2 separate regions of the Homo sapiens genome follow, and region 1 is linked to region 2. The links are chromatin contacts, found by Hi-C in ENCODE. All regions are on one chromosome and are shown on one strand. Each heading gives the region's core, a stretch centred on a gene start or an enhancer-like site at or near the end of the contact. The rest is flanking DNA. Distances are from core to core; before and after follow the strand shown. Region 1 holds the start of MAPK4 (mitogen-activated protein kinase 4). Region 2 has its middle 50 kb from the start of SKA1.

Region 1 (3,364 bases), core at 552-3,051, 130 kb before region 2:
TGTGATAACTCCATGGTGCTTTATGCAAAGAGGCTGACTTTTCTAATGCAAGGAAACTGAATTGGAAAGAGGTTCCAGAGCAAGCCTTTTTACTATTCAGCCCTGCTCCTGTCTGACAAACCCTCAAGCATAGAAGTGTACCCTCAAGTGTAGAAGACTAGCCCTTCATACACCACACAAGCGGTTTGGAAAGGTTAAAACGCAGGTCACTAAAGGAGTTGAAGACTCGAGGTTCAGAAGATATTATATTTTCTCTCCCTTGTTTCTATCCGTACCCCAAAAGTACACTGGGCAACCCTTCAGCAAAAAAGCCTTTAGTATTTAGTAGGTGCTCAGTAAATACATATTACAATAAGGTCATAGCATAGCTATCTTGAACATAGTAGGTACTCAATAAATATCTGTTACATTGAGAACGTCATGACGCTTCACCTTCGCACGGGGTAGGTGCTCAATACATATCCATTCAATTGAAAAGTCTGCAGTATACCTGCTTTTCACATAGTAGGTGCTCAATAAGTATATTTTACATTAAGGTTATTTAAGATAGCTGCCTTGCACACAGTAACCTCCCAGTAAATGGCTACTGAGCAGTTGTGGACACTCCTCAACCCAGGCAGGGGTGACATTAATCAACCCCCAGGCACAGATCCATGAATGGAAATGCACGTCTCGAGGTAGTGCTTTCGAGAGTGCTGGAGAGGCGCGTGACAGTACGCGGCCGCTGCGCTCTGTCGGGACGCTGCTGACCCACTGCTGGCTCCAGGGTATCGATTAGCGATCGGAATCCATTCCCCACCCAGGGGCGGGAAACAGCCGCCGCCTCCAATGGTCATTTCGGGGACGCACCTGGAACTCCCGCCACAGCCCCCTCCCGGGGCATCCGCCCACCCCGGCTTCACCTACGATTCCGTAGAGTAGCTGGCAGAACAAAAGCAAAAGCCGGCCTGACTTCCGATTGCTTTCCTGATAGAGAGCAACCCGGGAGGAGGCTCAGGGAGCCGGCCCGGGACCCAGCTGGGATGTCAAACCCGAGCCGCTGCCCTCTCCGGCAGGCTGGGGCTCTGGGTCGCCCAGCGGCGAAAGCGGCGGGGTCCCCCCACTCCCCCTCTCCCAGGGGCTACCTACCGCCAGTGTAGGCGCCTCTGTCGGGTGGCGAGGGGAGAGGACGCTGTATTAACCCTTCAACGAGAAAGGGAGAGGCTGGAGGGGAGGATAATCGGGACTGCGATCCGAATCTGAACTCGCAGTGTGAACTGCCCCTCGGCGACCCCAAGCGCTCCGGACTGTCCCCGGGGGTGGGGTCCCCTAGCGGCGCCCGGCCCCTGCGTCCTCCTCCCCTAAACACAACGCGAGGAGCCCAGCGGCAACCTCCCATCCCAAACGGGTCCAGGACAGCACCGGCGCGCGGTCTGCAGGCGAGGAGCTCACCCAGGGCAGCCGGGCGGGTCCCGCGGGAGACCCCCGCCGCTCGGAAACTCGCTAGTTTGGCAGTGGCTTGGCCTGGGGGGCTTATTGTTAGGGTAAGGTGGGGAGGCAGTGCGGGCGGGGAAGTCTCATCTCTTCCCCGCTTCTCCGGAGCCCGCCGAACTCCGAGAGGCGCAGGCGGCGGGAGGAGAAAGCCAGCGGAGGGGAGCCACTTACCGAGGCAGAGCCCGAGAGCGTGGCGGCCCGGGCGCGAGCCGCCCTTTGTCTGCGGCCGCGGCGCCGGCGCGCTCGGCCAGGCCGGTCCCAGCCACGGCGCACGGCGAGCTCCCGCGGTCGCCCCGACAGCCCGGCTCGCTGCTCCAGCTCGGGCTCCGGCTCCCGCCCCGGCCCCGGCCCCAGCCTGCGCCGCCGCCGCCTCGGCTCCGCCCAGAGCCGGGCCCCGCCCCCGCCCACTGGGCCCCCACCTGCTGCGGCGGTGGCGCTGGGGAGCCGGGCCCTGGGCGCCCGGGGGCGGCAGTCTCCCGCGCGCCCTGCTCTGCCCTCCCGCAGCCTCCAGGCCGCTCAGCCGCGCGGTCCTGGGGCCTTCCCGGACCCAGTCCCGCGGAGACGAGCTCACCTGGGGAGCCGAGCCCCGTCCCGGGTAGCCTGGCCTTCCCGGGGCACACGCGGTAGAGCTCCAGTCACTCAGAAGCCCTTCCTCACGCCCGCCGTGGGTGGGGGATCCTCGGGCTCCGTCCGGGAGGGAGGGGGCGCCGAGAAGGCGGGAAGCGGGGATCTGCCTGAGCCCGGTCGCCGCCCCGCCAGCCCCGCGCGGCTGCAGCCGCCGGGGGCCCGGTGGGAGGGTGGGTGGGGAGAAGGAGCCGGCGGGGACCGGTGGGCTCTGGAACCGGGGAGACCCGCGCGCGCGGGAAGGGGCACTGGGCCGAGGGTCGAGGGGGCGCGGAGCCCAAGTGCACCGGTCCCCAGCCGGCCTGGGATTCCGAGCGGGCCGCCTGGGCTGTGAATCTGTGCTCATTGGCATGACCGGAATAAAACTAACAAAAGAGAACCAACACTTTGGGATCCAGAGGAAAGGGACAGAAGAAGCCACTGGACCCTAACACTGGTAATAACTGGTGCTTCTGTGGTGCCTTCAGCGAGCCCAGAGCTGTGGGCACCGATGAGGGTCGTCACTGAACGCGGTGCGTCCCGTTGGAATGGTTGAGGCGCTGCTTTTCTAGGCATAGAAAAGTCTGATAACCTAAATATTGCATAATGAGGTCACTGGTGGCTTTAGCTGCCCATGAGCCTTCTCCTCTCCCAACTCCCAAAGCCTTCCGAGTGAGACCTGCGTTTTGGCACTTTCATAGGGTCTGCTGTGTACTGCAGTTATTCCCGCTTCGTCCCCCACCTCTACCCCCAGACCCTAATACAATTCCAGACGCTTAATAATTGTTGCAAGAATTCGCTGTCGAATTTTAGCGTGGGCAAAACATAAAAATGAAGGATTGTGGGATCATATTGGAAAATGCACTAAGGGTTTGCACAGTGATGGTGGTATGAAGGGTAATGAGTGTTGGCTGCCATTAGTACATAGTTGCGCTGCGACTCCTATGTGTGCAGGTAGTAGGTTTAGGATGATATGCTAAGTTAGAGACTGCAGTTATCAGGACCTTCATTAACCTCAGAGAATAGTTAGGGATAAGGAAGGAGTGTGTAACAAGCGAGTGTGTGTATATCTGTGGTAAGACATTCCAATGTGTCTTCCCCAAAGAGAACATTTTAACATTTTGCTTCCTTGATTTTCATTACAAGTAGTATCAATTCAGCAAGTAGGCATAAATATGAAATGTTTTGTGTTGATTTATTCATTTTTATAACATCTCTTCTATGAAGGAAGAATAAGAGGCCCCAAGGCTGCTCATTTAATCCAAAAGAAACAGAAGGGCAAATGTCC
Region 2 (3,506 bases), core at 532-3,031:
GGTTGACTTCAATTAGGAAGACAATAGAAAAAGATTTAAATACTTTTCAACAGTAAATAGAAGACTGACAAGTTATTTCAATTTTAAAATATGCATCAAAAATATTGAAATTCCTGAGGGCAATATATTATGTTTTTAAGCAGTTTACACATTCTAATCCAACAAGTCAAGTCTACTTGGACACAGTAAATTTAGACTGATGGTTTATGACGCTCCAAACTAAAATCGGTATCATAAGACCATAAACAATCCCATTTATGTTTATTTTAATTATGATTAATGGTTTGCCATTTGTGTAGTTTTAAATGCTTTAAATAACCTGAACTTGGAATGAATCAACCTCCCCCTGAATTTACATGAAGTATTAGTTTTTTACCAAATTTGATTACAAATTATGAAAGCAAGTTTTAAAATTACCCTCCTTTGTTTTGTAATGGTAAACATCTTTTTTCAGACCTAAAATCATTCCATTCTGATATAATGGTAAACATTATTTTAAAATATTATTATTTTTGTTGTATGGTTAAATCCCATGGCTTTTCATATTTTGAAGAGTTCTGTAGCACTTTGGTAAATAAATATCAACAAATGATAAAGTTATCATGGAAATATAAATTGAAAGCCTTATTTATAAAAATGAAGTCATAATGCTTTTTCTACTCTTGCTGCTTTCACAACCAAATTTTTCTTTGTTGTATCACCTAATCAAAGTATGATGAGTGGGTCTCAGATTCAGCCTAAGAAAAGGAAGAAATGCTTATAGAAGTTCTAAAGCTAGAAAGATTTATCTACACAACTTACAGACTTTTTTGAGATATAATGTTTATAAAAATTTGGAAGAACCCAAAATGCCTAACAATACAGAACTAATTAAATATATCACATGAGAAAGTATGTATTTATTTTTTTATTTTATTTATTTATTTATTTTTTTTGAGACAGAGTCTCACTTTACTGCCCAGGCTTTGATCCCTGGGATCAAACCAGGAGGTTGGAGTGCAGTGGCATGATCTTGGCTCATTGCAAACTCTGCCTCCTGCATTCAAGCAATTCTCCTGCCTCAGCCTCCAGAGTAGCTGGGACTACAGGAGTGTGCTACCACGCCTGGCTAATTTTGTGTTTTGTAGAGATGGGGTTTCACCAAGTTGGCCAGGCTGGTCTCAAATGCCTGATTCGGGTGATCTGCCTGCCTTGGCCTCCCAAAGTGCTGGAATTACAGGTGTGAGCAACTGCACCCAGCCTGTAGGTATTTAAACTATATTATAAAACAGTATTTATTAACATGAAAATGTTTATAATCTATCACATGTTAAAAGCCAGTCATACATGTATTACATAAGGCTCTTTTTGTAAATTTGATAATGTGTATCTTTTTGGAAAGGAAAAACACTAGAAGAATTTGTTTTCACTCTTAATGGTGATTACCTTTGGGGAGATGGTGCTGTTGCGGGAATCAGGAGACTGGAGAGACCTCTGGGTGGAACAGGAAGATTTTATTGAATGCACTTAGGCCCCGTGGATTAACATCCAAAGGCTGGGCTCTGAACAAAGACAGGGCTTGACTTTTATACACACTTCTGAAAGGTGGTTGGCTAGTTTGAAACAAGTTTACAGTGGCGTGGAGTGCAGTGGCATGAAAGCAAGTGTACGGAAGCAGAACAAAGGCAGTTAATCAAACTGTGACAGGTTCATAACTCAGGCTTTCATGTGACTCTTGCTATGCGGCCCAGATGGCTGTTATCTCAGCTTGCTCAAGAGCCTTGCACAAGCTTATCTCATATCCTTCACTATGGTGCCTAGATGGCTGCAGTCCAGTCCTGCTCAGGCATGTCTCATGACCTTCACTGTGCTACTCAGATGAAAAACAGAAATTTACAGTCACTAGTTACAGAAAATAGGAATCCATAAACTCATAAAACTTGCAGAGCAGAGTACAACCACATGGAGTGGGGAGGAATTTTGTGGGGGACGTTTACTCATACCAAAGGAGAGAGGAAAATTTGTTTTTCTTTTTCACATTTCCTGCTTCAGTGCATTCTCTAATGACTTTTTCTCTTTCTTTCTTTCTTTCTTTCTTTTTTTTTTTTTTTTTTGAGATGAAATCTCACTGTGTCACCCAGGCTGGAGTGCAGTGGCGTGATCTCAGCTCACTGCAAGCTCCTCCTCCTGGGTTCACACCATTCTCCTGCCTCAGCCTCCCAAGTAGCTGGGACTACAGGTGCCTGCCACCACGCTTGGCTAATTTTTTGTATTTTTTAGTAGAGGCAGAGTTTCACCATATTAGCCAGGATGGTTTCGATCTCCTGACCTCGTGATCCACCCGCCTCAGCCTCCCAAAGTGCTAGTATTACAGGCGTGAGCCACCGCACCTGGCCTTTTTTTTTTTTTTTTTTTTTTTTTTTTGAGAAGGTATCTTGCTCTGCCACCCAAGCTGGAGTGCAGTGGTGTGATCTCAGCTCACTGCAACCTCTGCATCCCGGGTTCAAGTGATTCTCTTGCCTCAGCCTCCCCAGTAGCTGGGATTACAGGCACCCACCACCATGCCTGGCTAATTGTTTGTATTTTTAGTAAAGACAGGGTTTCACCATGTTAGCCAGGCTGGTCTCGAACTCCTGACCTCAGGTGATCTGCCTGCCTCGGCCTCCCAAAGTGCTGGCATTGCAGGCATGAGCCACCACACCTGGCCCCTTATGACTTTTTTGTTTCCTTATGAATGTCTATGCATAAGACACTGTCTGGAACATTAAATCATCTTGAAAGTGCATGTCTGTGGGATCATATCTGGACTCTCAGTTAACAGAAAACTTGTAAATAATTTACGATTTATCTTTTTAAAAAGTTAGAGCAGATTCATATTTATCCCTACAATGACTTATTGCTCACTTTATATTCTTCTACATGCTCTCTTAAGCAGGGAAGAAAAGGGTAAGTATAAGATACACTTGAAGGTTGGGCATACTCCTGGATTCTCACCTGTATATGTGTCATTTATGGCTATGTTAGATGCTGTTCCTTCTACTTGGAACCCATCTCTTCCTAATCACTCTCAGGTCTAAGCATAAGTGCAACTTCCCCCGGAAATTTTCCTTGATCCCTTGTGTTAGGCTATTCTTGCATTGCTATAAAGAAACACCTGAGGCTGGGTAATGTATAAAGAAAAGAGATTTAATTGGCTCATGGTTCTGCAGGCTGTATCAGCATGGCTCCAGCATCTGCTTCTGGTGAGGGTCTCAGGAATCTTCCAATCATGGCAGAAGGTAAAGAGGGACTGGGGGAGCAGGTGTGTCACATGGGGATAGCCAGAGCAAGAGAGACAGGCAGAGGTGCCACACACTTTCAAACAACCAGATCTCATGAGAACTCACTATCAGGGGGACAGCATCAAGCCATGAGGGATCCACCCCAATGACCCAAATACCTCCCCTCAGGCCCCACCTCCAACATTAGGGATTGCAATTTCAGCATGAAATTTGGCGAGTACAAATATTCAAACCATATCATCCCTA

What was found. Hi-C counts contacts between places; a loop is a spot of excess contacts on that map. Pooled maps may share reads with other maps.
Region 1: a pooled map of psoas muscle shows a loop between it and region 2 (2.2-fold over the local background). The contact joins the promoter of MAPK4 here to the enhancer-like site in region 2. A Hi-C loop is called at or near these places in 2 of 50 pooled maps.

Annotation. Positions count from the first base shown.
Region 1 is chr18:50,558,524-50,561,887 of GRCh38, reverse strand. MAPK4 (mitogen-activated protein kinase 4) reads right to left here and starts at 1,801. Exons shown (of 6, transcript NM_002747.4): 1 at 1,645-1,801.
Region 2 is chr18:50,423,571-50,427,076 of GRCh38, reverse strand. No RefSeq gene overlaps it. Among named protein-coding and RNA genes, the nearest start is that of SKA1, 50 kb to the right of the region's middle. RefSeq lists a cis regulatory region at 1,402-2,022. Within about 2 kb of position 1,781, at least 3 of the 41 ENCODE cell types and tissues checked have a DNase peak (open chromatin) inside an H3K27ac peak, as active enhancers do.